Regions from separate parts of the Homo sapiens genome. Here region 2 is linked to region 1. Evidence: read pairs that join two places in POLR2A ChIA-PET (ENCODE). Cell type or tissue: CD4-positive, alpha-beta T cell. All regions are shown on one strand. Links, peaks and the distances in the headings refer to the core of each region. The heading gives the core; the rest is flanking DNA.

Region 1 (15,354 bases), core at 5,292-9,291:
TGGTTCAGGACACAGAACCTTAGAGACTATTTCATTGATACCTTGTAATAGCACAGCCAGATGGGAGTTCTCAACCTCATCTGACAGGTGAAGAAACTGAGGCAAAAAGAGGTTATACAGCTTGAGCAAGGTCATACAAGTAGCAATAATGCAGGAATATCTGACATCAAAGAGTGTACTTCCTGTATACTTCCTATAACACCAGGAAAGGCAGACATTTTCCTTTTGCTTCATTAAAAAGCAAAACAATGCAAAATAAATGTTATCTTTAAACCTAGGGATTAAGTACTACTTGAAAAAGGTTTTCTAGCTGAGCACGTGAGTTAATACTGTGTTAATCCAGTAAATTGATTTGATTCATTCATTTTCTAGTTAATTTCTGAACATGAATTTAAGGAGAACATGAAGCTCGAGGCGGTGAACCCCATTCTCCCTGAAGAAGTGTGTGTTGCTACCATCACTGCAGTGAGAGGCTCCTACCTGTGGCTCCAGCTGGAGGGTGAGTGCCAGCACTCTAGAAGCCTTCCTGTGGCCACTCTCCTTTGAGCTTCCTGTTTACTCCTGTAATGTTGCCTGTTAAACTTAATGGATTAGTTAAATAGGGATCTTGTTCAGAGACTTTTGTAATGCAAGACTCTAAGCGAAATATTTATTTTCCTGTCCTTGGCTTTCAAATTCCAAATTTTAGGAAATGAATATGAATAAAAATTCTTTACTACAGAGTCCCCTATTTTCTGGAAGGGGAAAACATAAGTCAAATAGCATATATTTTGATGTGACCAAGTTATATGAGCATGGACATTAACACCTAGCTTATTGAAGAGATAATATTTTGGTTGCTGCAGCCCAATAGAACCAAAAAGTATATAGAGTAGAAATGGTAAACTGTGCTAAAAGTAATATTCAATAATTGGACAGGTTTGTGGATGCAAGGCGCTGCGTGAGTACTCAGTGCTACGGTTACCATATATGCCCTGAGCAGCTTTTTTATCCTGCTGCCAAATAGTCAGACTTTGAGAAGGTACCTACTGTTTCTGATTTGTAGAATTGGCATTTAATGCGGATGTCAAGGATAATATCGAATGTAGACTTTTATGCAATCCTTGTTCAGCAGCTTGCCAAATCACTTCCTGATTTGAATTCACTGTTCTTCTTTTCTGGCTTATTCCTGAAGTACCAGAACTGATGTTCTCATTGAGTAAAATTGTCACCTTTGCCATTTGGTTTCCATTTGTCTGAAATGACTGTGATATTTATTAACCATCTGAATGATACCAGTGGTAGTTCCAGTTTCTTATTTGCTGTTCCCTAGCTTAAGTGTCACCCTGTATATTCTCTACCCATTTTGGTCCTGATACAGTTTTACATGGAAGACAGTTTTTTTTCATAATGTTTATCATACATGAAAATGTATGACTTCTGTGTCAAGAGACTTGTGTCTGCATTATTATAAGAGTAGAACATTATCTAGAAAATAGTTTATGAAGAAGGTTATTTAATGGTCTAAAAAAAGGTTTGTTTGTTTGTTTGTTTGTTTGTTTAAATCTAAACAGGTTCTAAGAAGCCTATACCTGAATGTATTGTGAGTGTGGAATCCATGGATATATTTCCTTTGGGCTGGTGTGAAACCAACGGCCACCCCCTCAGCACTCCTCGCCGAGCACGAGGTATCTGTCTATTTCTGGGTTAGAGGATTGATTGTTAAATAATCTTCTGTGTGGCTGCTGCCAATTAAAACTAATCTGGACATTTCAGAGAAAAAAAATGACATTCTGGTTCTCTGTTCCTGCATAGGAAATTATTTATTGTAACAAATATTTAATACCTTACAGTTTCTGTGGGTCAGGAATTTGGGTGCAACTTAGGTGGGTCGTCTGGATCTGAGTCTCTCACAGGCTGCACTCAAAGTGTCAGCCAGGGCTCCAGTCATCTCAAGGCTCAACGTGGGGAGGATCTGCTCCCAGCTTTACACAGATTATTATTGGCAAGTGTCTTAGTGCATTCTAGCTGCTGTAACAAAATACCATACACTGGGAAGTTTATAAATAACAGAAATTTATCTCTCACAGTTCTGGAGACTGGGAAGCCCAAGATCCAGGCGTTGGCAGATTCAGGTTCTGGTGAGGGTGCATTTCCTGGTCCATAGTTGGCACCTTCTCGTTGTGTCCTCACATGGTAGAAGGGACTACTAGCTCTGTGGATCTCTTTTATAAGAGTACTAATCTGCATCATGAAGGTTCTGCCCTTGTGACATGATCACCTTCCAAAGGCCCCATCTTCTCATACCAGCACATTGGTGGATAAGTTTCAATGTGAATTTTGGAGAGTACAAACATTCAGACCATAGCAGCAAGAATGCATCTTCTTGTGGGCTCTTGGACTGAGGGCCTGAGCTCCTTGCTGGGTGTTGGCTGGAGCCTTCCTTTAGTTCGTTGCCATGTGGGCCTCTCCGTAAGGCAGCTCACAACATGACAACTGGCTTCTGTCAGAGTGAGGAAGCAAGAGAGCAAGAGAGGTTGAGGAAGATGGAAGCCAGAGTCTTTCTGCAACCTAACCTCGAAAGTGGCAACCCAGTTTCCCCCTTTTTAAACAGCTTTCTGGTGTTACAATTGACGTACCAGCTATCACCATAGTCAGATTGAGAACATTTTCATCATTTCAGAAAGAAACCCTATACTCATTAGCAATCAACCCCCACTCCAGCATCCACGAATCTACTTTCTGTCTCCATAGGTTTGCCTGTTCTAGACATTTCACATAAATGGGATCATGGTCTTGTGTGACTGGCTTCTTTCATTTAGTGTACTGCTCTCAGAGTTCATCCATGTTGTAGTGTGTGTCCGTTCTTTATTCCTTTATATAGCTGAATAATATTCCATGCTATAAATCTGACACATTTTGTTTATCTATTTAACAGTTGATGGACATTTGAATTGTTTCCATTTTTTGACTATTAAGAATAAGTTTTATAGTTTTCTCCTATAAAACTTTCTCTAAGAGTTTTATAGTTTTAACCCTTACATTTATGTTTAGATCTTTGATCCCCTTTGGGTTAAGTTTTATATATGATATGAGGCAGGGGTCCCCAACCCGTGGGACCACACAGCAGGAGGTGAGTGGCGGGCGAGTGAGCATTAGTGCCTGAGCTCCACCTCCTGTCAGATCGGGGCGGCATTAGATTCTCATAGGAGCAAGAATCTTATTGTGAACTGTCTCGTGAGGGATCTAGGTTGCACGATCTAATGCCTGATGATCTGAGGTAGAACAGTTTCATCCTGAAATGACCCCCCACCCCCTGGTCCATGGAAAAATTGTCTTCCATGAAGCCAGTCCCTGGTGCCAAAAAGGTTGGGGACCACTGATCTGAGGTAAGGGTCCAACTTTATTCATTGAGCTTTCCCAACACTTACTGACCCAGGGAGCCTTGAAAATATTATTTTTGCTCTTTGTATAAAGATCCCTACTAAGAAAATGTGCCTCAGTCTAGATATTCAGACATAAGCATTAATTTATAGTACTATATATATGTGTATATATATATATACACACACACATATATACACACACACTCACACAGAACCAGGTTTTAAATATGCTAATGTAACCTTAATACACATATGAATTTTCCTTTGTCTTTTTATTTTTCTTGGCATTTATATATTTTTTTCTTTCTACAGTATATAAACAGAGGAAAATTGCAGTGGTTCAGCCAGAAAAACAGTAAGTAACGTAATAATATGAACAGTTTACAAGTTAGAATATCTAGAAAAATAACTATTTCAGAGGGTATATTTCCTCATTTTCTCAGATGGAAGCATAATTTTTTAATTCAACATTTGATCATTTGTATACTTCTCTTTGCAGTATATGCATTTTCTAAAATGGCATTATATACAAAAGGGTAAAATGCATTCTCAAGATGGTGTCTAAATTGAGTTTTCTTTGGCTTTTAGAGCCTTAAGATAGTTGAATAAAAGAAAGAAAATAAGAGTGCCCATGCTGGTATTCATTAAGGAAGAGCAAAAATTGTAAATTAGGGTATGATTTGTCACAGTGGAAAAAAATAAAGCTGGGGTAGAAGACAGCTCTAAAAGAAAAGGCACATTCAAAGGAGTGGCTTTGTGCCCATCAAGAAATTCTTCGTTTGTAACATACCTGCACACACAGCTTTTGAGAAACAGTTAATTAGTAGTGCCTTCAAACCTTAAAAGTACAAATGTTTCTGTGTGTATATGTGTGTTTTAAAACATTGGGTGTTGAATTCTCTATTAATCTGCTGGGGCTGCCATACAAAATACCACAGGCTCGGTGGCTTTAAACCAGCGGTCCCCAACGTTTTTGGCACCAGGGACCGGTTTCGTGGAAGACAGTTTTTCTACAGACTGGGGTGGGGAATGGTTTTGGGATGAAACTGTTCCACCTCAGATCATCAGGCATTAGATTATCCTAAGGGGCATGCAATCTAGATCCCTCACATGCACAGTTCACAATGGGGTTCACACTCCTGTGAGAATCTAATGCTGCTGCTGATGTGACAGGAGGCCGAGCTCAGGCCGTAATGCTCCCTTGCCTGCTGTGCGGCCCCATTCCTAACAGGCCATAGACGGGTACTGGTCCGTGGCCCTGGGGTTGGGGACCCCTGCTTTAAACCACAGAAATTTATTTTCTTACATTCTGGAGGCTGGAAAATCCAAGATCAAGGTGCTGGTAGATTGCTTCCTAGTGAGGGCATTCTCCCTGGCTAGCAGATGGCTGTCTTCTGGCTGTGTCCTTGCATGGTGGAAAAATCTTTCTCTCCCCGGCACCCCCCGACCCCTCTCTTCCTGTAAGGCTATCAATGCTATTGGATTATAGCCTACCCTTATGACCTCATTTAATCTTAATTACTTCCCCAAGGCCCTATCTTCGAATACAGTTACACTGAGCACTAGGGCTTCAACATATGAATTTGAGTAGGAGGAAACAATTCTGTATATAGCAAATTCTATAACTACCTAAACCTTTGTAACTATGTGGGTAATAAAACTAACAACAGAAGTGGAGAGAAAGGCCATAGACATTTATACCAAGTAGAGAAGTGAGGTAACAATGAAAAAAAAGACTGACCTTGGATTTTTCCTTGACTTAGTTGCCAAAACTGATCCAAAGCTTTAGTTAGGATGCATTCTAAAAGATAAATTAGCCTTTTTTCAGTGATTGCTACATACAGAATAAGCCTCTGTTTTTTTTTAAATAACATAATTTGTCTTTAATTTGAAAACTGATGGACGAAGAAAACGAACCCTATATAAAGTTTCTGTTCTTTGACTGTTGAAAAATGAGTAGTTTATTTGTGATTTAAGCATCTCACAAGAAATTTTGTAATTTTTTTGCCCAGTGAATGAAGAGAAAGTTTGAACATGTAGTATCACAATGCTATATACAGACTGTCCATTGGCTCATTATGCCCTATATATAGTTTTAAAAACAATTGTTCTTTTTTGTTGTTGTAGTTTTTTGTTGTTGTTGTTGTTGTTGTTGTTGTTTGGTTTTTTTGACACAGAGTCCTGCTTTGTTGCCTAGGCTGGAGTGCAGTGGCACGATCTCGGCTCACTGCAAGCTCTGCCTCCTGGGTTCACGCCATTCTCCTCCCTCAGCCTCCTTAGTAGCTGGGACTACAGGTGCCTGCCACCATGCCCAGCTAATTTTTTGTATTTTTAGTAGAGACGGGGTTTCACAGTGTTAGCCAGGATGGTCTCAATCTCCTGACCTTGTGACCCGCCCACGTCAGCCTCCCAAAGTGCTGGGATTACGCGTGAGCCACCGCATCCAGCCTTGTTCTTTTAAAAAAAAAAAAAAAAAAAAAAAGTATCATCAAGGGAGTACCTTCTGTTACAGATTTTGCGAACATGCCACATTTGCTTTCTTCTTAGATTTGAAGGAAACTAAGCCTCACACTTTACTGATCTTAAGAATTATCTCACTATTTTACTGTGTTTTCTTGACCCAGAGTACCATCCTCGAGGACTGTCCACGAGGGCCTGAGGAATCAGGAGCTGAACTCCACAGAGTCAGGTATAAGCACATGTCATCTTAAGGAAAAGAAGACTTAGTTTCTTTTAATGGACTATATCTGAAAATAACTTAAAACAGTACATTTGATGTATAGTATGTGTCTTCATAGAGGGGTCTCTTAATTGTGACTTTAGAGTTATAACTGTCTAAGATGTGTTTAGTTTAATAATCATCTCTAGGCTGATAGTTCCGTCCATTTCTAATAATTGTAGCTATTCTTTACTGATCAACCGTTGTGTGCCAACGGCTCAGAAGGCCAATGTTACCATCCTTGACTTTAGCTAAAGAACCTGAAGTTTTCCAGGCAGTGTTCTTTCTTAAGCTAGATGGTTGAGAGGTAGAAGTTTATTCTTTTTAAAACCCTTTTTTATGATATGCATACTTTGTATATAAATTTCACAGTTTATGTGAAAAAAATAAAGCAATGGAAAAAGAAATTGTCCCAGAGGCAATTAATGCCTGATAAATGAGAGAAAAATCCTTGCTGGAGGTTCAAGCCTTTTGTCCAGGGTCCTCTCTTGAACTATTCTTAACTTCCACGTGCTTGTTGTGTAATGTTTAGCATCCTGGCTGTGTGTATTCTAGCACAGATTGCGCATTTGGGTGATATTTAGTAAATGCCTAGAAGAGAAATCGAAGCTCAGAGAGATCACACAGCTTATGAGTAGAAAGACCAGAAATGAAACTGAAGTCTTTCACAAATTAGAAACCCGTACTTCCGTCTCTTGTACCTACTGCCTTTTCATTACATCATTTGTACATAGAGGGTTAGGACTGTGTAACTCCTTGCTTTTGATGCTTTCCTGGCCATTCGAATGCCTACTGAAACCACAGAATTTAAGACATTAATATCTTCTGCACAACCTCAGCCAAGGCCTTTTGGTTTGGGTTTTGTCATAGGTCAGGTTCCCTGGGAAACAGAGTCTGAGACTCTGACATATGCATTCAGGAGTTTCATTGGGGAGTATTTTTGGGAACAGCTCCTTAGAAGGAGTAAAGGAAGTAGGATTGGGCAGAGAGATAAGTTGAACCATGATGCAGTTGCAACAGAAGTTTCTTCTAGTTCCACTGGGAGCCCTGAAGCTGATCTAACCACTCAGAGTTGATCCTAATTCAGGTGTGGTGGCCACACTTTACTGACCAGTTATTGGAAGTAAGCCACTGCTCCCTCCCCACCTCACAAGGGGCAAGGTGGCCCTCTCCTGCTGAGAGCAGTACCCAGTTCAGGGTGATTCCAGAATAGACATAAAACTGGGAACTGTAAGCTGCCAACATACCCAGCAGCAGGGGTATGAGTGCCTTAATTCTGAAAAGAGGCATTTGGGTTGCAGGGTTCAACTGGAAATGTGAGCACCAGCATACTGGCCACTATGATAGACCATCGTTTTTTTGTTTTGTTTTGTTTTGAGACAGGGTCTCGCTGTGTCATCCAGGCTGGAGTGCAGTGCAGTGATATCAGCTCACTGCAACCTCCACCTCCTGGGCTCAAGCTGTCCTCCTACATCAGCCTCCCGAGTAGCTGGGACTACAGGCATATGCCACCACATGTGGCTGATTTTTTTGTTTTTGTTTTTGTTTTTGTTTTTTGTAGAGATGGGGCTTCACTGTGTTACCCAGGCTGGTCTCAAACTGGACTCAAGCGATGTGCTCCCCCGTTGGCCTCCCAAATTGCTGGGATTACGGGCATGAGCCACAACACCTGGCTGTGACTATTCTTAATTAAAGAGAAAACATTATGAACTGCAGGATCCTATCAACAATGGGCAGTGTGCGCATATCTTTCCTTAACATTGGATTAACAGGCATATCTATTAGAAGAGCTTCTCTGTGCTTTATAGCAGTATTTTAGTGTCTTTGAATTTTTTACATTCAACAGCTGACATGCCTACCACTATGAGGGGATTTTTTAAAAACATTAAATTGAAGGACAGTATTGATACAGACAAATAGTTGAAGAAAAGGGTCTCCAGACCCAGTTATACCCCACAGTACAAAAAAAACTTAGAGATGTGGTCACAGCATACTTTTAGCCCTCTGAGAAATCTCAGAGATGGGATTGCTCTCACAACATCAAAGGCTGCCAACATATTAGTTTGGTGGTTTTTAGGAGACAAACTAATTCTCAATAATATTCAACAATTTCTATAAATATTCCAGAATAGATGATTGAAAGTTGGTTTTTGAAGACCTGGAAAAGAAATCATTGATCATCCAGAATCCTCATGTGTTCTTAAAATACACCCTCCACTTTCTTTATTAATAGAAGATAGGGTTCTTCTATCAATTTTGCAGTAACCTAGGAACTAATCAGCATGTTAATTCAGGACCCTCTTTGATTTCAGCAGAGTGATAAGCTCTGTAAGTTACTTAAGAGCATTCTCAGACAACATGTTAAGCTTCAAAATAAGTAATTCCAAACTTTATATTAATATAATGGTACATGTGCTTCGTTTTTCTTCCCTGGCAGTTCAGCTTTGGAAACGTGGGGTAGAGAATGACTGTTTTGAATATTTGTTTTTCTTCATTTCCCAGTTATGATTAATGGAAAATATTGCTGTCCAAAGATATACTTCAACCACCGTTGCTTCTCAGGGCCATATCTTAACAAAGGAAGAATTGCTGAGCTGCCTCAATGTGTAGGACCTGGGAACTGTGTTCTGGTCCTTAGAGAGGTAAGGTTCTGGCCTAGAGCAAAATAACTTGGAAATTTCACAGCATTCTCCTATGGTCATTTCTACAGGGAGCCACATGCCATAGATGTGACAGTTCTAGGTTTTATCAAAAGTTACTAACTTTTCTCATGTTTTGGACAGTGAAGAGGGTATGTAATTATTTCTCCTCCCTAGGAAACATTCACGTAAACAACTCTTCACACAGCAGGTTCACCTCTGTCAGGGTAGAAAGGTCTTCTGTCAGAGACCAGAAGAGAACTATACAAAAGTGAACTGTGAGGTTACTCTATGACTGAAAGGCCGTGGCTATGTGGCATTAACCTAGCGACCGTGATAAAGCTACACATCTGCTGGGCTTTCTGTTCTTCCCAGCCAGTGTGATATGCTGCAAGTAACAGATAAGAGACCTTTCAGCCCTCAGGGTGGCAAGTCAGGATCTGGGGAAGCCAGAGCGTCTGGACCAGACTCCTCCAGCCACAAGAAGGCTCAGCTGTCTACACAGTGGTCCAAACAAATATAATTTTCTGTGTGTACCGTGGCTGGGAAAGCATTTGGAAGCATGTTCTGGAGCAATTTGAAAATCATGGTACCTGTTTTTTTCCTGACCGTAACATTTAAAAAATGTTGAAAAGGATCTGGTTACTCTCTTATCTGCACCTTTGGGTGGCTGTAATATCTCTGATACTATTATTTTGTTAACATTTGTTAATTCATATGACTAGAATTTAACCTCCTAAATAATCTTAACATTTTAAGGAAGAGATGACAAGATTCTAATGGTCTGCTTTTCTCCTTCCCAATCTGTGTTTCTGCTTTAAAACTGAGCTCAGGTCCTCACTTTACTTATCAATGCAGCCTACAAACCCAGCCGTGTCCTTCGGGAGCTCCAGCTGGACAAAGACTCTGTGTGGCACGGATGTGGGGAAGTCCTAAAAGCCAAGTGAGTGGACTACTTGTTTTTACTCTTTACTTTTACTTGTCTTTAAAAAGTCACAGAATCGGCGTGGCACAGTGGCTCACACCTGTAATCCCAGCACTTTGGGAGGCCGAGGCGGGCGGATCACAAGGTCAGGAGTTCAAGACCAGCCTGGTCAACATGATGAAACCCTGTCTCTACTAAAAATACAAAAATTAGCCAGACACGGTGCACACGCCTGTAATCCCAGCTACTTGGGAGGCTGAGGCAGGAGGATTGCTTGAACCCAGGAGGTGGAGGTTGCAGTGAGCTGAGATCGTGCCACTACATTGTAGCCTGGGTGACAGAGGGAGATTCTGTCTCAAACAAAAAACAACAAAAAAAATTCACAGAATCAGTTCTGTGGATAATATCAGAAGCCTTATGTTTCCTTAGGCAGGGCTTTTTCAGCTATTTGTGGTGAAGGCCCAGGCTTGTTTTTCTTTTTTAGATTTCCATTCTTTCATGGATCAATACATTTATAAAATATGATAGAATGAATTATAAGAAATACGAAATTTAAGACCGGGCACCGTGGCTCACGCCCCTAATCCTAGCACTCTGGGAGGCTGAGGTGGGCGGATCACCTGAGGTCAGGAGTTCAAGACCAGCCTGGCCAACATAGTGAAACCCTGTCTCTACTCAAAATACAAAAATTAGCCAGGTGTCGTGGTGTGTGCCTGTAATCCCAGCTACTTGGGAGGCTGAGGCAGGAGAATCTCTTGACCTGGGAGGCGGAGGTTGCAGTGAGCTGAGATCATGCCACTGCACTTCATCCAGCCTGGGTGACAGAGCGAGACTCTATCTCAAAAACAAAAAGGAAATAAGAAATTTAAGACATAAAAATGCAAGAACAATTTTTGTTATTAGATGTAAGAGACATAAAATTACTTTTTCAAATTACTGTGAAAGGTTATAAACAGGTACTCTTGCTTTCTGATCTTGTCATGGATGGATGGCAGGCAATTGGCAGGTCATACTGGTCCTTGGATAACAGTCTGAGGATCACTGCCAAGGGTAAAGAAAGACTTAGTGAAAAGTCACTTTTCTTTTTAGAGCAGTTAGTGAAATTACTATTTGAAAACCTTAACTTAGGAACAGAAAGCAGGAGCTTAATTTTGCTAATTTAAATAACTCAGCTTTTAGTTGTCATAGCTTACCAGATTTAATTTGATTTAAGTTCAATATGCAGAACTTCCTTGTTGTTTTCAGGGCCCTTGAACTATAAAGGACATAGAATATTCCAAGAAGCAAAAATATTTTTTAGGTGTATTAATATGTTTGATTTTTCTCTGGGTAATCATTAGCCCAATATATTTGGCATCTGATGTCTTCCAATGGCAGATATAAAGGAAAGAGTTATCGGGCTACTGTTGAGATAGTGAAAACAGCAGATCGGGTGACTGAATTCTGCCGGCAAACCTGTATCAAACTGGAATGCTGTCCTAACCTCTTCGGTCCACGGATGGTTCTGGATAAGTGTTCTGAGAACTGTTCTGTACTTACAAAGACCAAATACAGTGAGTCATGTTTTTCCAATGTGTTAACCATAGCAGCTGACCATACCTTACATCTTGGAAAGTTTTTTACTTTACAGACATTCATATATAGCAGAGGCACACGAACTTCTTCTGTAAAGGGCCAGATGATAAATATTTCATGTTGTGGGTCATATGCTTTCTGTCACATATTCTTTTTCTATGTGTTGTGTTTTCATTTTTTAAGAACCCTTTTGGCCGGGTGTGGTGGCTCATGCCTGTAATCCCAGCACTTTGGGAGGCCGAGGCAGGCGGATCACTTGAGGTCAGGAGTTCGAGACCAGTCTGGCCAACATGGTGAAACCCCGTCTCTACTAAAAATAGAAAAACTAGCTGGGTGTGGTGGCACCTGCCCGTAATCCCAGCTGCTTGGGAGGCTGAGGCAGGAGAATCACTTGAAAGCGGGAGATGAAGGTTGCAGTGAGCTGAGATTGCGCCACTGCACTCCAGCCTGGGTGACAAAACGAGACTCTGTGTCTCCAAAAAAAAAGAACCCTTTAAAAAATGTAAGGGTAATTTTTGGCTTGGGGGCTATACCAAAACAGGTCATGGGCCAGACTTGACTCATGGGCTTTAGTGTGCCAACTTTTATATATAGCATGTATATAAATTAGTTATTGTATCTAATAGGATATGTAATTCATTCATACAATCTGCAAGTATATATTTTGTGCTCATTGTGTGCTTATGCTGCTCTAGCACTGGGATACAACAATAAAGAAAACAAATTCCTATCCTCAGTGAGTTTACCTTTAATGTGGGAGACAGATAACAAACAAGGGAAGAAATTTAGAGAGGGGTCAGTATTTAGAGAAATACTGTGGGGAACAGTGAAGCAAGGTGGGCAAGCAAAATAGGACAGTGAGGAAGGCTGGGAGGTGGGGTGCTGTTTATGCAAGGGGTCAGGGAAGTCTTTCTGACAGGTAACACCTTGAAGGAAACAGGAGCCAGCTGTGCAGAGAGCTGGGTGGGAGTGTTCTGGGGAGGGGGCATCAAGGGCACAGGCTTGAGGCAGAAGCTTGCTTAGTGTCTCTGAAGAGCAGCAATGAAGCCACACTAGTTGGGGAGGTGGAAATAGGAGAGGAGGTAGTTGCAACCTCACCTTGAACTGTCATAGCACCTATTCGCTGTCCTTGCTTATCTTCTTTGAGAAACTGGGGCAGGGGTCACATAGGATGAAATTTACAATTTGGAGCCTTGTCAAGGCATTGCCACCCAAAGACAAAATTCTGATCCTACCTTTCCTTAAATCCTACAAGCCCTATGTCACTTGGGAGAATCACTACAGAGGAGGATTTTTACCTTGTTAAAATGGAAAGATTTCTTTTAGGGATCTGTGCCTCTTAAACTATAGTGCATGCAGATCACTGAAGGATCTTGTTAAAATGGAGCTTCTGATGTATCAGGTCTGTGGGTATCTGGGTCCTGAGTATCTATCTGCATTTCCAACAAGTTCCCAGATGCCACTGATGCTATTGATCCAAGGTCCATACTTAGTATGACGAGCTTTCTAATCAGTATTTAAATTACAAAATCTTATAAGTCTAACCTTCTAGTTTCTATTTATATTTATTGGATTGTAAACTCCTTAAGAGTAGGAATTATCTTAGCTTCTTGTATCAGACTCAGCACTTAGTTTAGGAAACTGCAATTATTAGGAGCTGAGTGAAAAATACTATTCATGTAAATGCATATATAAGCACACTACTCTGAAGGAAGATATGTGAGGGGAAGATATGTGGATTTTATTGTGCCTTTTGTCTGAATTTATCTTTCACAATAATATAGTTGAAATTAGCCTAGAATTTAGAAGGACAGTTATAATTTTTCCCAGTTAGTAATTTGAATGATGTCAAATGGATTCGTATCCTTTAGAAAATTTCCATTTTTTTCACAAAATTGTATTATATTTTGATATTACTTTAATACATAACTCAGCTAGAATATGTATGTTTCATTTCTGGAATGTATATTCTAAAATTTATATGAAAATGCAGAGGATCTAGAATAGCTGAAACAATTTGGAAAAAAGAATAAAGTTGGAAGACTTAGTCTCTCTCTTTTTTTAACCATAAAGTTATAATAATCAAGAGTGTGGCATTAAAGAATAGTCAAGCCGGGTGCGGTGGCTCACACCTGTAGTCCCAGCACTTTGGGAGGCCGAGGCAGGCAGATCACCTGAGGTCAGGAGTTCAAGACCAGCCTGACCAACATGGTGAAACCCCGTCTCTAGTGAAAATACACAAATTAGCTGGGCGTGTGGTGGCAGACGCCTGTAGTCCCAGCTACTCAGGAGGCTGAGGCAGGAGAATCACATGAACCCAGGCGGTGGAGGTTGCAGTGAGCCAAGATCACGCCACTGCACTCCAGCCTGGGTGACAGACTCTGTCTCAAAAAAATAGAACAATGGGACAGACCACAGGGTCCAGAAATAGAGCCAAACTTAACATGGTTAAATGATTTTCAACAAGAGAGATGAAGAAATTTAAGGGAGAAAGGAAATTCTTTTTAACAAATAGCACTGGTACAACCAGATATCCAAATAGAAAAGAAACATATAATAAAACACACGACTCAAAAACATTATGCCTAGTAGAAGAAGTCACACATGGCTGCTGGACGTGGTGGCTCATGCCTGTAATCCCAGCACTTTGGGAGGCCAAGGCGGGCAGATCATGAGGTCAAGAGATTGAAACCATCCTGGCCAACATGGTGAAACCCCGTCTCTACTAAAAGTATAAAAATTAGCCGGGCATGGTGGTGTGTGCCTGTAATCCCAGCTACTCAGGAGGCTGAGGCAGATGAATTGCTTGAACCTGGGAGGCAGAGGTTGCAGTGAGCCGAGATCGTGCCACTCCACTCCAGCCTGGCGACAGAGCAAGACTCCATCTCAAAAAAAAAAAAAAAAAAAAGTCACACACAAAAAAGTGCTTACTGTGTGGTTCCATAGAGGCAAAGCTAATCTATAGTGATAGTGTTTAGAATAGTGGCTGCTTCTAGTAAGGGGTACTGACTGGGAAGGGACCATGGGAGCTTTCTGGGTTGAAGATGTTCTATATACTTTGATATGGAGGGATCATTCAGTACTAGTCAAACCGTGCACTTCAGATCTGTTTATTCCACTCTATGGAATTTAAACCCCAATCAAATACAATGTACCTGTTTTTTGCTATGCTAATAAAATCTCTTGTGGTTTTGAGGTACACAAAAATAATGAAGCTACTTCATTTTTCTTTGTCATCCACATTTAGCACACTATTACGGAAAGAAGAAAAATAAAAGAATTGGGAGGCCACCTGGTGGGCATAGTAACTTAGCTTGTGCCCTGAAAAAAGCCAGTAAGAGGAGAAAGAGGCGGAAAAATGTTTTTGTTCATAAGAAGAAACGCTCCTCTGCATCTGTTGATAATACCCCAGCGGGCTCTCCCCAGGTATGAGATCTGTGATGTGCCTGTAATGTCTTGAAGCCAAGTGACCACTGCTTTATAGTATGGACACAGAATACCTGCAGGTCTTTCTAACTCAGATCTCTGGCCAATAGAAGATGGTTTTGTGGCCCAAGAACTGGTTTGTCCTGAATTTCTTTTCTTTCTTTATTATTTTTTTTTAATCATATGAAACCTGGGATTGATGTCCTGAATTTCAATGAGACTTCTCTCCTTTTCCTGCAGGGAAGTGGGGGTGAAGATGAGGATGACCCAGATGAAGGGGATGATGATTCCCTAAGTGAAGGCAGTACATCCGAGCAGCAGGATGAGCTACAGGAAGAATCAGAAATGTCAGAAAAAAAGTCATGCTCCTCTTCTCCCACCCAAAGTGAGATATCCACATCGCTGCCTCCAGATAGACAAAGGAGAAAAAGGGAGCTTCGCACCTTTTCATTTTCTGACGATGAAAATAAACCTCCTTCACCAAAGGTACCATTTAAAAAATAGTTTCTTTTTTCTTTCTTTCTCTCTGGAATTTCCATCTGGAATATGATTATTAGTGATATTGACATTCTACTTCTTTCAATACAGACTTATGTAGAATTTCCAGGGTCTCTTGTAAAGTGACCCCAAATGCAGTGATTTACATGTGTTTCAAGGATTAGTTGAGATCATCTACTTATAGGGGGAAAGTCTCTCTCAGAGTAG
Region 2 (15,354 bases), core at 4,517-8,516, 120 kb before region 1:
TCTTAATGATTTGATTGTAAACCTTTTCCTCTAACTCAGAGACACCTGAAAACGTGTATGTAATTATTCTTTCTTTTATTCAAGAGGATGTTTATAACCTTATTTAGTTCTCTTTTGTCTTCAGGCAGTCACTCAAGGAATTTATTTAAAAACAAAAAATAGGCCGGGCGCAGTGACTTACACCTGTAATCCCAGCATTTTGGGAGACCAAGGCAGGCAGATCTCTGGAGTCCAGGAGTTTGATACCAGCCTGGACAACATAGGGAAGCCCTGTCTCTACAAAAAAAAAAAAAAAAAAAAAAAAAAAAAAAAAAATTCAGGTGTCTTGGTGCATGCCTGTAGTCTCAGCTACTCGGGAGGCTGAGGCAGGTATATCTCTTGAGCCAGGGAGACAGACGTTGCAGTGGGCTGTGATCACACCCCTTCAGCCTGGTGACATAGCGAGACCCTGTCTCAAAAAAATAAATAAAAACAAAAAAAAAAGTAGTCTGTATATTGTGTGTTAAATGATGTGTTAAGTACCTGTTGAACTCTGTGGTTTGAACAGTTGAGTAACTTCAGTGAGCCAAGCATGTCACTATGCAGAGAGAGGCTATAAGGTGATATTTCCAACATGATGCACAGTACTGTGTGCATTGGGTCTTTTTTTTTTTTTTTAACTGGCATACTGGTCTGGTGCATTGGTTCTTTTTTGATGTTTTTGCTTAGTCTAGAGAAAGGTTAATTATTAAACTGATGTGGGGCAGATAGGGTTGTTAAGTGTCAGTATCTGTTTATCTGGGAAACTTGGGTTCTGTCTGAGATGGTATTTGGAGAGGATCTTAGATGAGAGTTGGAAGGTGGTTTGTTGGCAGTTGAAAGTGTGGGACAGTCACACATTTGGAATGACAACATGAGCTGGGATGAGAAATTTAGCAATTACTAAAATGCCTCAGGAGTTTTTCTTGCTGATATTCAATTTAAAGTGTTAGCCAACAAGTACTCAGATTTGAATTCCAAATTATTATTTTTTATACCCTGAAGAGTTTTTAAAAAAGCATTTGAGGTGGCTACTATGGAATATTTGCTCAGTAGTAAGGCTGCCCATGGGCTGCCACTGGTTCTTCATTTCTGTTCACATTAATTTGCTCCCCAGACTAGAGTGCTTTCCTGTCTCTCAGTTTTTTCTAGTGTTCTTTCTTAAGGATCGGTTCTTCTAAAATATGCTTTTTCTGTGTTAAAAATAGTATATGGTAATTTTGAATTGTAACTTTAAGATACCTTTTGGTCTCATTTTGACTTGCGTCATAAAATAACCCTCTTGGAGTGGTTAGATGGTGATCACACCAATGCACTTAGCATATTGCCTGTCTAGAACATAGTGATATATAATGAGGATATAAATTTTTATTATTAAAAATGTTTATATGTAACAAACCTGCGCATCCTGCACATGTATCCTGGAACTTAAATGAAATCAAATAAAAAAAAAGTATACCAAAATTAGCCAGGTGTGGTGGCGGACACCTGTAGTCCCAGCTGCTTGGGAAGCTGAGGCAGGAGAATTGCTTGAACCCAGGAGGTGGGGGTTGCAGTGAGCTGAGATGACATCACTGCACTCCAGCTTGGGCAACAGAGAGAGACTCTGTAAACGTATGGTTGTGGTAAGTTATATACATATAGCATGAATTGTACCATTTTAACCACTTTTACACGTACAGGTCAGTGGCATTAAGTACATTGACATTGTTGTGTAACCATTACCACCATCCATCTCTAGAACTTTTTTAATCTTCCCAGACTGGAACTCTGTACCCATGAAACAGGGATTCCCCAACTCCCCTCCTCCCACCCTAGACAACCACTGTTCTACTTTCTGTCTTTATGATTTTGACTATTCTAGGTACTTCATCTAAGTGGAATCATACAGTATTTATCCTTTTGTGATTGCCTTAATTCACTTAACATAATGTCTTTAAGGTTCATCCATGTTGTAGCATGTGTCAGAATTTTTTTTGAGGAAGTAAATTATTTGAAAGACTTCCACAGCAGGTAAAGTGGAGGTCAGGTCACAGAATACTGTTTGCTAGGATTTGTTTACCTCCCTTGGAAGAACTCCGTATGTGCCCAGCAGAGCCTAGAGAACCAGGTACCTTGTCCTTAGATACAGTTTGGGCACACTTGCTTATTCGAACAAAAGAAACAGAGCAGATTGTGACAGCAGGGTGGAAGACAAGGAGAACATAAAAGCAAAGGTTGCAGGAGTCCAGGGTAACATTGAGTAAGGAGTAAGGCCTTTTGGGTCTCAGGATGCCATCTTACTGTGTGATCACTGACATTCGTGGTGTGGGCCTGTGTCAAAGCATGTCGTCCAGAACAGTTAACCAAAAAAATATGTGTGTTCAGAATTGTAAATAAGCCTTCACCTATCTGAAAGGCATATTCAGTGACTCAATCCCCAGCTGTTCTGGTTAGTTGAGGTTTTGCCATATTTCACTCTTGTTTCTGTATTGATAGAAAACTAGTACGTGTTTAAAAAGGCTTAATGACTTACATAATAATGATACCACCTAATTAATGCTTTGTATTTTAGATTTGCTGTATCACTTTAATTCTGTATTTGTGAAATATAGATGTCCAATCCTGGTTGGAGAGAAAGCAGGTTTGACAGTTAAGGGTAATAGAGAGTTGAGCAGGTATGTACTTTCAGAATGGTTAAAGAGTTATATTTTCCTCCATTATTATTTTTAATGGCTGTATTAATGTAGTAAATGTGGGATGAGTTTCCTAATACTGTTTGTTACCGGGGGGAGGCCATCTCTTAATTACTGTCCTTTCTTCATGGCAAGGATGTTTTTGACTTTCTGGAAACCATTGAAGAATAGACAGTAAATGTCATGAAGCCTGATTTTTATTGTGCGTTGTGTTACTATTCAATTCTTAAGAATGGTTAGTTGTTTCCTAGAGTTAGTAAGGCTTTTCTGAGAAAGTATCAGTTTCTTTGGCATGATGTTGTCTAATAGAGCATAGAGCCACGGTAGTAAAAGTCAATGGTTAGGGGAGGAGATACAGGGTAGGAGACAGTTGTCTAAACTGGAGTGCCTGGGCTCAAGCACTTCTCCTGCCTCAGCCTCCTGAGTAGCTAGGACTACAGGTGCATGCCCCAGCACCTGGCTAATTTTTTAAAACATTTTTTTTTTGAGACAAAGTTTTGCTCTTGTTGCCCAGGCTGGAGTGCAGCGGTGCAATCTTGGCCACCTCCGCCTCCTGGTTTCAAGTGATTCTACTACCTCAGCCTCCCGAGTAGCTGGGATTACAGGTGCCTGCCACCATGCCTGGCTAATTTTTTGTATTTTTTGGTAGAGACAGGGTTTCATCATGTTGGCCAGGCTGGTCTTGAACCCCTGACCTCAGGCGATCCATCCGCCTTGGCCTCCTAAAGTGCTGAGATTACAGGTGTGAGCCACTGCGCCGGGCCTTTAAAACATTTTTTGTAGAGATGGGGTCTCTCAGTGTTGTCCAACCTGGTCTCAAAACTTCTGGCCTCAAGTGATTCTCTAGCCTCAGCTTCCCAAAGTGCTGGGATTACAGGCATGAGCCACTATGCCCAGCCTGGTTTTCATTTTTATCATTGAGCAAAATGAGCAGGGTTGGGTGGTCTAGCTAAAGATAGAAATTTGAGAAACTTCGGGTGTATTATTGTTGTTATAGGTGTTTATGATGGTATTAAAACATCTGAATCCCTTGATCTCTTAATGTAATTAATATTAATTTAATTTTATTTCTCTTTTAATGTTGGCTTTCCAGTCCTCAATCAAGTTATAGTTGCACTTAAAAATACGTAGTTTTCTTTATCGTTAATATGAATAACACCATATGCAAATTGGGAAACAGGCTTAGATCTTCTCCTAGGCATTATCTGTACCCAGTTTTCCTGTAAGTATTCAATTGGGCTCCTCAATCAACAGAGAAGAGCTTCAAATGACTTTCTTTGTTGTCAGGCTCCATTCTCAGGAATGGCTATGACAAGGGAAGCAGAGGGCTGGGTGGTCTCTTCTGGCCTCCCCTTCTAGGGAGAGTCTTCCTTTTCTGCAGCAAGTGCTTGAGGAGGGCTGCATGATCCCGCAGCCAGTCAGGGCGGTAAGACACAACTGCCCTCACCCTAGCTCCTCTCCTAGCCATTGACTTTTACTCCTGTTTTTGGCTTTCTATTGACTTTGTCTGACAGGAGTGCTTTCCGGAATAGTGTGCTGGTGAAATGTTGGGTTCTCTACAGCCTCCTTCAGAGGATTCCCTGTTCTCCCTATGCCTCGTCTTTTATCTCATTGTGACCTTCATTTTCTCCCAGAGTCCCAGCCCCATCAGGCCTGGACCCACTGTCTAATCTTTGAGCTGCTCCCTAGCCAATCCACTTTGTTCTTTCCCTCTTTCCCTTCTGTGGCCCCGTAAGCCACCTGCAGCCTTCCAGCCAGTGCCTCTCTCTGCTCCTGGATATAGACTACCTTGGAGGAGAATTCAGGTTCTCCAGAAAGACCTGTCTTGAGGCAGACCTTTCTGTCTTTGCCTTCTGTAACCTTTTAAGACCTTCCCTTCTTTCTATTTACATCTCTCTCAATGAAGTTGTCCACATTTAGAGTTTGTCTAGCTCCTGTGCTCCTCTAAGACCCCTACATCCCTGCCCGTTGGGCTTCCAAGTTGGGTGCCACACTGGCATCTCAGAATCCACAGGTCCAAAATAGAATTTCTCCTTCTACCCCAAAGACGCCAGTCCTCTAGTGGGCCTGTTTGCCCAGGTCTCTTTCTTTACATTGCTCCTCAGCGATGGTGTTTGTTTTGTCCACTGGGAGCTTTCCTGTGGGACTTGAGGTCTTATTCTTCAATTGCCAGCCTTGGAGTTAGAACGTACAGTTCTGACTCCTTGGTTTTCAAGTGTTTTTAAAGTTGTGGAACCCTTTGTTCAAATGAAATCTTTCTAGGAAGCCCGATAAGTAAAATAAAATGAGAGTCCTCCTAGTGGAGTAGGGGTGAAGGGCCAGCATCCTGTCCCACGGCAGGATAGCTGGACATTCTCTGCTTCCCTCTCCTCCCAGGCAGGACTGGCGGCTGGCTCTTGGGGCAGCCTTCCCAGTGGATTCTGCATAAATGGAGCTCCTCAGAGTTGCTGTCAGCACTGCTTTGAGGGCATGCTCTATGTTTTAAACCATTTTATCTATTCTGTACCCCACTTCCTTCCTTTGGAAATTTAAATTTTGATTGTGACTGATAAATGTAAAACTAGTGCCAGTGATGAACCTTGCCAAGGAAAAGGAAAGACACCTTGGAAAGTGAAACTAGATATTAAAAAGAGCTTCATCAAATGCTGAGACTGTCAAAAATGCTGAAGGGCTCCTTTCAAAATTTACTTACGTCTCTGGCCGGGTGCGGTTGCTCACGCCTGTAATCCCAGTATTTTGGGAGGCTGAGGTGGGCGGATCACTTGAGGCCAGGAGTTTGAGACCAGCCTGGCCAAAATAGTGAAACCCCATCAATTTTAATAAAAAATTAGCTGGGCGTGGTGACATGTGCCTGTAATCCCAGCTACTGGGGAGGCTGAGGCAGGAGAATCACTTGAACCTGGCAAGTGGGGGTTTCAGTGAGATGAGATGGCACCACTGCACTCCAGCCTGGGCAACAGAGTGAGACTCCATTTAAAAAAAATTTACTTAAGTCTCTGCTGACTCTTTTGAAAGTTGCTATTCTACCAACATGAACATTTTCAAGATAAACTTTGTTTAGTTTTACTGTTTTTGTTTTGTTCATTTATCAATGTAGTAGGCTTATTCAACCCATAAAACTAAAATGTTACATATTAGCAGTGAAAAATACAAACCTTGTTCTGTTGCTTCCAAATGGTCTCCCTACCTTCCCCACCTCTCCCATCCATCCAGCTACACTGAGGCCAAGTAGAGCTTTCTAAACAAACTTGATTTTAGTCACATAAAATCCCACATTTGGCCGGGTAAAGTCCAAACTCCTCAGGAAGGCATGCGGAATCCTTGAAGCACTGAGGCCAAGTAGAGCTTTCTAAACAAACTTGATTTTAGTCACATAAAATCCCACATTTGGCCGGGTAAAGTCCAAACTCCTCAGGAAGGCATGCGGAATCCTTGAAGCACTCAGGCCCAGTCCATTTGTCCAGCTTATTCCCTTCTCTCATGGCCTCTGCAGCCTCACCAACCCACTCTCCTGTAAATCCTTTCCTGCCATGTTCCATCCGCTTAGGGTGTTGTTCTGCTAAGGCAGTGCTCCCAAAATGTCAGTCTCACATGGACCGCTGTCACACTTTTTGGTATATTTGATTACCAAAATTATTATTATCATTATTTTGAGACAGAGTCTCGCTCTGTCGCCCAGACTGGAGTGCAGTGGCTCGATCTTGGCTCATTGCAGCCTCTGCCTCCAGGGTTCAAGCAGTTTTCCTGCCTCAGCCTCCCAAGTAGCTGGGATTACAGGCACGTGCCACCACGCCTGGCTAATTTTTTATATTTTTAGTAGCGATGGGGGTTTCTCCGTGTTGGCCAAGCTGGTCTCGAACTCGTGATCTCAAGTGATCTGCCCGCCTCAGCCTCCCAAAATGCTGGGTTTATAGGCATGAGCCACTATGCCTGGCCCACAATTATTCTTTTAATATGTTTTTAATTTTTATTTATTTTTTAAATTTATTTTTAATTAATTAATTTATTTATTTTTTGAAACAGACTGTTGTCACCCAGGCTGGAGTACAGTGGTGCGATCTTGGCTCACTGCAACCTCCGCCTCCTGGTTCAAGTGATTCTCCTGCCTCAGCCTCCTGAGCAACTGGGATTATAGACAGGCACGCACCACCACACCCAGCTAATTTTTGTATTTTTAGTAGAGATGGGATTTCACCATGTTGGTCAGGCTGGTCTCAAACTCCTGACCTCAAGTGATCTGCCCGCCTGGGCCTCCCACAGTGTTGGGATTATACGCATGAGCTACCATGCCCGTGCCAGTGATGAATCTTGCCAAGGAAAGATTCCTTAACTTAAATTTTATAAAGTATTATTACATTTTAAAAATGTCAAAATGCAATGCAAGTAATAAATCTAACCAGTTTATTAAAACACATTCCTTCAATAAAATTTCAACAAAGTCCTTTGTATTTAAAAAGAAGTACCTGATAATAGATGATATTAAGGAATTGTTGATTTTTTTTTTTTTTTTTTTTTTTTTGGAGACAGAGTTTTGCTCTTGTTGCCCAGGCTGGAGTGCAATGGCGCCATCTCGGCTCACCGCAACCTCCGCCTCCTGGGTTCAAGCAGTTCTCCTGCCTCAGCCTCCCAAGTAGCTGGGATTACAGGCATGCGCCACCACACCCCGCTAATTTTTTTATTTTTAGTAGAGACAGGGTTTCTCCATGTTGATCAGGCTGGTCTCGAGCTCCTGACCTCAGGTGACCCGCCTGCCTTGGCCTCTCAAACTGCTGGGATTACAGGCGTGAGCCACTGCGCCAGGGTGATTTTTTTTTTTTTTTTGTCTTTTTTGGTGTGATAATGGCATTGTAGTTATACATAAAGGAGAATGTGCTTATTCTTGGGAGATGCAAGCTGAAGAGTTTAGAGGGTGAGGTATGATATCCTCAGCATTTTCAGATGGCTCATAAAATACGTGTGTGTGTATAAATCTTTGTGTATATAGAAAGATAATTAGGAAATTTAAAATTTTTGAATCTAAGTAGAGAGTATTTGGAATTTTTTCAAAATCTCTTTCAAAATTTTGATAAAAGCTTGTAGTTGAGGGGGGTAAAAATGGCTGCAAAAAAAGTTAGTATTAAAAAAATGTTGGGCCGGGCGCGGCGGCTCACACCTGCAGTCCCAGCACTTTGGGAGGCCGAGGCGGGTGGATCACTTGAGGTCAGGCATTTGAGACCAGCCTGGCCAACATGGTGAAACCCCGTCTCTACTAAAAATACAAAAGTTAGCTGGGCGTGGTGATGTGTGCCTGTAATCCCAGCTACTTGGGAGGCTGAGGCAGGAGAATTGCCGGAACCTGGGAGGCGGAGACTGCAGTGAGCCGAGATTGCGCCACTGCACTCCAGCCTGGGCGACAGAGCAAGACTCCATCTCAAAAAAAAAAAAGCAAATTTTATTAAAAAATTTTGTAGAAGCAGGGTCTTGCTCTGTTGCCCAGGCTGGTCTCAAACTCCTGGCCTCAAACGATCCTCCTACCTCAGCTTCCCAGAGCACTGGGATTATAGGCATGAGCTCTTGCACCTGGCCCATAAATACTTCAAAAGGCAGAGTCTTTGGTAGGCCCCAAATTTTCTTGTATTCTATCAGAGGCTTAGGTGTGGGGGGAATGTTCTGCTAAAGAAATCCCTGTTTGTCCTTTAAGGCCCAGGGCTTCTGTGAAGCCTTCCCTCCTGGACTCCCTCAGGTTGCATTAACCACCCTTTGCTCTGGGCACTCACAGCATTCCACATATTCCACTGTTGTAAATATTACAATTGTGATTGTTTGTTCAGTGTTTCTCATCTCTACTAAACTGTGAACTCAAGGTCAGAGATGCTGTTTTATTCCTAGTTAGTACCTTGCACACAACCTAGCACAGAGTAGACACTAAATAAATTATAGCTGAATGAATGCATGGAAGCAATACTGCAACATATCCACTTATAATGTTATTCCTATTTGAAAATGTATTATGTTCTAAACAAGAAATGATTATGTTTAATGAGATCTCATCTTGTCATTTCCAGGCTTAGAGGCTGCCAGTGGCTTTCCATCGTAATTAGAATAAAATCCAAACTTCTTGTGTGGCCTACAATACTTTGTTTCTTGTTCCCTGCCCACCTCTACCACTTTTCCACTTGCTTTCCCATATGGGTCTTCTGTCCATCCCAAGGATATCAATTTTTATTTATTTTTATTTTTCTGAGACAGGGTCTCGCTCTGTCACCCAGGCTGGAGTGCAGGGGTGTGATCCCGGCTCACTGCAGCCTCCGCCTCCTGGGCTCAAGAGATCCTCCCACATCAGCCTCCCAAGTAGCTGGAACCATAGGCATGTACCACCATGCTCAGCTACCTTTTATATTTTTAGTAGAGATAGGGTTTTGCCATGTTGTCCAGGCTGGTCTTGAACCCCTGACCTCAAACATTCCACTCGCCTTGGGCTCTGAAAGTGCTGGGATTACAGGCATGAGCCATTGTATCCAGCTGGCTGGACATCAAGTTTGTTACATTTAGTTCCTTTTGATCATGGAGGGTTCAGCTCAGCAAAGCCTTCCCTAGACATCCTTACCTCCATTCCAGAGGCACTTTTTTCTCACCATTGATTTTCTTAGTGACACTTTTCACTATAAGAAATATTCTATTTTTAGCTCATTTTAATATTTTAATTTTAATTTATCATAAAATGCTTTAAAGCCACTCTATAGAGAATATTAAAACCTGTGAACCTACTCCCAGGATGTTTTTCCTAATTGTCCCTTGTGGGAGAGATAAACTATACACCAATGCATTATTCCTTGTGTTCATTTACTATTGTAAGCTCTGAAGGTAGGGACTGTGTCTGTCTTTTAATCACCATGGCATCCTGGTACTGAGCACCTGGCAAATATGTGTATGTAAATGGAGGTATGAATAAATAACCAATTTATACATGATTAAGAAATATTTTTTTCCTATCCCTGGACACTTTTTTTTTTTTACAGTGTTATAGTTTTAGTTCTGAATGTTCAGGTTTTTAAAAAATGAGAAACTAGTATTTTGTCATATTTTGCTGCTTTAAATATCTATTTTGATGAATGTTTTAAGTTGGCAAAATGCCTTTCCTCATCTTCATTTTTGAAGATCATGTTATAACTTTTTTTCCGAGATAACTGAGCATCTTTGGATTCTCGACAAATGCATTTCCATTAGTAAAAATCCAATTGCAGGGCATTTGCTTTACTTTTTGTGGCAGTAGTTACAAAGAGGCAATCAGCAGTCTGGTTCTGTGTGGGTGTGGGGTGGGGCAGCTCCACTTCCTTTGCCCTGTGTGACTGATGAGAGAGCCTGTTGTTATTCGCAGGTGCATGGGCCACAGGTTGAGCTTCAGAATCCAAGCCAGTGGAGCCACTTGCCTCCCACTGTTGTTAATGGAATCAATGCACTTAATGTGGGATTGCTGATGATGGCTGTATCTATATGAGGAGTTGGGATCCCTGAAACCAGGAGGAGCCATCTACAGAGTCTGAAGAGGGTTGGACAGGCTTAGGCTTTGCCTGCCATCTCCCTTGCCCCTGCCCCGCATCATGCTTGGAAATGGAGAAGATTGGGAATTTTGAAGCTATGGGGGAAAACCCTTTAGTTTTTTACTGAACTGATGCTTGACTGGAGTGAGTTTAGGTAATTTGGATGCTTCAGTAATTCTAAAGTTGTTAGTTTAGAAACAAAATAATCTTATGTAAAACTGTTGACTCATAAAAAATATGATTAGCATTTCATATTAGCATATAAAATGTAATTGAACTTTAGTCACAGACTTGCTAATGTATTTGTATCTTTTAAATGTTGGTTACAATGGAGCCAAATATTTTTGTTGGAGAAGCAAGTAGATTTTTTTTTTTTTTTTTTTTTTTGCATTATGGCCAGTTGAAAGTTACTGTAATTTTAAAGGAGGAGGGTGAAAGGGACCTCTCCAAACTCCCAATCCCTCCAGTCTCCCCTGTTTTACTGAATTCAAATTGTGCCACAAAGACTTTAGAAATAGTTAAGAAAAATGAGATTGCTTTTAATAGGCATTACTTTTTCTTCTGTTGCTTTATTTTTTAAAATCATCATCACAGACTTAAGTACGCCTTTAAAACATTTTAAACAGGGATACACATACATAGTAAAATTTTTTTTTGAATATCAAAAAAGAGTGTATTCCTTTTTACTGAAACCCCTAGTTCCTCAGTCCCTTCTGTAGGCCACTATTATTCCCAGTTTCTTTTGTATTTTTATAGAAACATTCTATGTGTGTAAATCATATATTTCCGCATCCATATTAAAAAAACTCAAATGGTGATATATTTTAGACATTGTTTTGCACTTCGCTCTTTTCACTGAAAATATCTTGGATATATCCAAGTACACATAGATCTGCTGCATTCTTTTAATGGTTGCCTAGTAGTTTATTGCATGGATGCACCATATTTATTTGTTTCCATATTTATTTATATTTTGGGTTTTTTTTTGCTGCTGCAAACAGTACCATAGACTAATGATAATTGAATTTGCTTGGATTAAGAAAAGTTTTCTAATATTTAAACTGGTTTTTTTTTCTAAGTTAGTATTTCTAATACTAAACACTTAAAAGTGTTTTTTTTTCTAAGTTAGTGTATTTGTGGGGGTAGACTGTTCTCCAGCCTCCCTGCCCCCAAGATGCCAAGGGTAGAGGAACTGGGTGCAGTGGAGTAAGAGGAGTTGGAGGTAGAGAGTCGTGGAGAGGCCTTCTACCACCCCCATTCTCCCCACCCTCCACCCACCACATGTTGCAGAGGGGATGGCATAGGCAGAATCCCCAGCTGAGTCTTGGGAGACTAAAGCATCTGAAGATGTCTTCAGACTACTGAGGTGTTGACCATGCTTTTGAAGCCTAAGGCCTGAATGTATGCTGCTTGTTATGAATTCAGATACTTTGCTTTTGTATTTTCGTTTTGAGAAAATTGCAGCAGCAAGGATTAACAAATTGTATCAATTTCTGTATTTGGGTGGTATTCTTTTGTACATTGGCAGAAATATAGCTAAGTTTTTAAAAGTTGGTTTTTACCTGGGCTACTTGGTAAGGAATTTTAAAAATGCTGCTCCTGTTCTGGCGCAGAATTTCTAAAGAAACTGAGTTTGGAATCTTGAAGCATTCTGTAGTTGAATCTTACAGTGTTGTATATGCCTTTGTAGCCCAAGCTCTTAGTTATTATCCTTCATTAAAAGAACTTCAGAATACCCCTCAGAGAATATATTTATAACCCTTCAATAACGCTCTGCATACTGCCATTTTCTGTAAAATATTTTCCTAAAAAGTGTGACAATTTGTGGTAGTCTATTCTTTTTCTCCCCCATGGTAGTACATTTCTAGCCCATGACTTTTTTTTTTTTTTTTTTTTTTTGAGACGGAGTCTCGCTCTGTCGCCCAGGCTGGAGTGCAGTGGTGCATCTCGGCTCACTGCAAGCTCCGCCTCCCGGGTTCATGCCATTCTCCTGCCTCAGCCTCCCGAGTAGCTGGGACTACAGGCGCCCGCCACCATGCCTGGCTAATTTTTTTGTATTTTTAGAAGAGACGGGGTTTCACCGTGTTAGTCAGGATCTTCTCAAGCTCCTGACCTTGTGATCTGCCTGTCTTGGCCTCCCAAAGTGCTGGGATTATAGGCATGAGCTACCGCGCCCGGCCTAGCCCATAACTCTTGTGACTTGCTCAGAGAGTGTTCACACCAAGCCAGTGACAGGCAGGCAGGTCCCCTCTGAGAGTACTTGTGCACTTCCCTGCAAGGGTTCCCAGCCACGAGTGCTAGACTGGGCGTTTCTGAGTTGTGTTTGCTCTGCTATGGCCTTCTTTCTGCCATTTATTCTGTGTTCTAGCAGGTAATTTTTTTTTAAGATGGGGTCTTGCTATGTCACCCAGACTGGAATGCAGTGACCATACACAGGTATGATCATGATAGCACATTACAGCCTCCAACTCCTGGACTCAAGCTGTTTTCCCATCTCAGCCTCCCGAGTAGCTGGGACTAGTGGTACAAGCATGTGCCACCATGCCCAGCTAGTAAGTAGTTTTGACCCATGAAGGCAGACAAAGAGATGTGACTTGTAGAGTTGAATTTGTGGCAAAGAAACAGTATCACACTGTATGTCAACACACAAGTTTTATGGAACTAAGGTGACTTCAAGAAGTGGTCTGAAAGCGAGGCATGGTGGCTCATGCCTGTAATCCCAGCATTTTGGGAGGCCAAGGCAGGTGGATTGCTTGAGCCCAGGAGTTCGAGACCAGCATGGGCAACATGACAAAACCCTGTCTCTACAAAAAATACAAAAATTAGTTGAGTGTGGTGGTGTGCACCTGTAGTCTCAGCTACTCAGGTGGTTGAGGCAGGAAGATCACTTGAATCTGCCTCCAAGTGAGCTGTGTTCGAGCCACTGCACTCCACCCTGGATGACAGAGCAAGACCCTGTCTCAAAAAGAGTGGTCTGAGAAAAAGAAACAACCGTAGACGTCAGCAGGCAATTAGGGTTAATCAAGTTTTTTGTACTGTGAAAGGCTTTGTAAACAATGGGGTAACCTGGCAAGTTGGACTATCCAAAGTTTAACCCATTTATGCCTACTGTTCCATTACTGGAACGCTAAGCTTGTGGGAGTTATTTATATCATAGTGCTCAAGGTCATCACCAAGGTCTGAGTTTTCACACAAAAAAATTTGCAACCTCCAGCATAAATGGGTTAAAGAACAGGGGGAAGAAACAATGGCTTAAAGGCATGTTTTAATTTCACAGGATTTTAAGAGGAAGCAAATTTCCTGTGGATGATGCCTAACGAATTTACATACGGACTCTGCTTTAGTGACCTTTCTCATTCTTCCATCCATGCCTGTGAAAAAAGGCAGCTGCAGCCTGATTGGCCCATGTGCACACTAGGACTTGTCAGAAATAGCTGACCTCTGGGGCAGATGGTAGGCACTGAATCACTGAATTTCCTTCTCCTGTGAAAATGACAGTATTCCTGGAGGCAGAAATGTTATTGCTGTGTTAAAAAGTTGAATTTTCTCATTAGTGAACTGGAGGTGCCATGATCTGATACCATAGTAATTCATTTAGCAGACACTAAGTAGCTGTGACATGAAGCAGTGGTGCCAGGGGTTTAGGGAATGCAAAATTGAGTAAGTTCCCTGGCCTAGAGAAGCTTATAATCAGGATAGGAAATGATACAGAACTTGTGTTTAAGTGTTGTCAAAAAAGTGTAAAGCGTCTACTATGGAAGGTGTTTTAACGGGGGTGGGGGAATGGGCTAACATTTGTAGAGTTTTGTTTTGAGAAAGGATTTTTTGTAGGAGTAAATGGCAGTGAGTTAGTGATTTGTGAATACTTCTATATTGTATTATTAGTGTAAGAATTTTTAATAAGCTAAAAATTTCAGGTCTTAATAGAGGAAACATCTAGTGTAAAATAAGAAAGTAACCCTGAAATTTTCTTTTGAATTCCCTTCCCTGTTGGGCATGGTGGGTCATGCCTATAATCCTAGCACTTTGGGAGGCCAAGGAGGGAGGATTAGTTGAGACGAGGAGTTTGAGACCAGCCTGGGCAACCTAGCGAGACCCCATCTCTACAAAAAATTGAAAAATTAGCCAGGTGCGGTGGCACGATTGTGTAGTCTTAGCTACTTGGGAGGCTGAACCCAGGAGGTCGAGGCTGCAGTAAGCCGTGATTGCACCATCTTACTCCAGCCTCTCCAGGGACAGGGCAAAACCCTGTCTCTAAAGGAAGAAAAAAAATCCCTTCTCAAACCTTTATCTTTAGCGCTGCCTCCTTCTTAAGCTATTATTTAATTTTGTTGAGGTTCTTGCCAGCTCTTCCTTTTTGAGAGTGCGGCTAAGAACCAACCACACAGATCTCTGGGCTGTTATATCTAGGACTGTAGGCAGCCCCACAGGGACCTACCTGTAACTGCAGTGAGCAGCTGTGGGGGCACAGGGAGGGAGGGTAAACTCTGTTAACTTGTGGCCATGAACATGCAGCTTGGTAGGAATTCCAGCTATCCTTAAAGGGCCTCAGCCTTTTTACTTTGTATTCTCTGTTGAGTTCCTCTATTTGCTCTTTAATTGCTAAGGAAGACTTACTGTCCTCACTGAGTGGCTACGTGTGAGTCGTTTGCTGTCTTGACTTATGGTTTTGTGTGTTTTTAGAATCTTTCCTTTCTAGTACAATAAAATATTTTTATTATTTTAAAAATTAAACTGATTTTGGTAGAATGCTAGGAAAGGGACCAAAAATTTAGTTCATGTTAACTTACTGGAGAATTTTGGTGGGATAGCAGGTTTTGAAGAGATGAAGTGCCTTTTTATTACAGCTTATTACTTTACTGTTGATACTTGTAAGCTGTTACTTGAGACATAAGCATTACTGTGGCAGTTTGTGTTTTCATGTAGTGATGTTTATGGTGTTAATATTTTTTCAGATAATTAATTTTGCTTTTAATAATTTAAAACTACACTTTCTGTAAAGTGATCAGTTGCATTTGGGGGTAGAACTTTTTCTGAAGCAATGTGCTTACATCACTTAACCCATCCATTTGCACGCAATATTAGCTCTTCAAAACACAGCCCAACACTGAGAGAAAGCAAAATCAGTTTTCAAGTGCTGA

Evidence for each region. Peaks named below come from ENCODE experiments on the same cell type or tissue, not always from the same donor. Only the 100,000 strongest peaks of a DNase experiment are listed, where the experiment ranks them.
Region 2: POLR2A ChIA-PET joins it to region 1 with 5 read pairs; 4 of 35 experiments call an interaction of 5 or more read pairs at or near these places.

What each region holds. Positions count from the first base shown.
Region 1 is chr3:52,906,850-52,922,203 of GRCh38, reverse strand. SFMBT1 (Scm like with four mbt domains 1) reads left to right here. Exons shown (of 21, transcript NM_016329.4): 11 at 373-499; 12 at 1,554-1,667; 13 at 3,678-3,720; 14 at 5,990-6,054; 15 at 8,587-8,726; 16 at 9,557-9,666; 17 at 11,026-11,201; 18 at 14,471-14,649; 19 at 14,890-15,135. Among named protein-coding and RNA genes, the nearest start is that of STIMATE-MUSTN1, 17 kb to the right of the region's middle. In CD4-positive, alpha-beta T cell, for the core only: no CTCF peak of the experiment used is centred there; no DNase peak of the experiment used is centred there.
Region 2 is chr3:53,025,930-53,041,283 of GRCh38, reverse strand. All of the region lies in intron 1 of SFMBT1 (Scm like with four mbt domains 1), which reads left to right. Among named protein-coding and RNA genes, the nearest start is that of SFMBT1, 12 kb to the left of the region's middle. RefSeq lists enhancers at 4,209-4,378, 9,883-10,417. In CD4-positive, alpha-beta T cell, for the core only: no CTCF peak of the experiment used is centred there; no DNase peak of the experiment used is centred there; H3K27ac peaks cover 1,609 bases.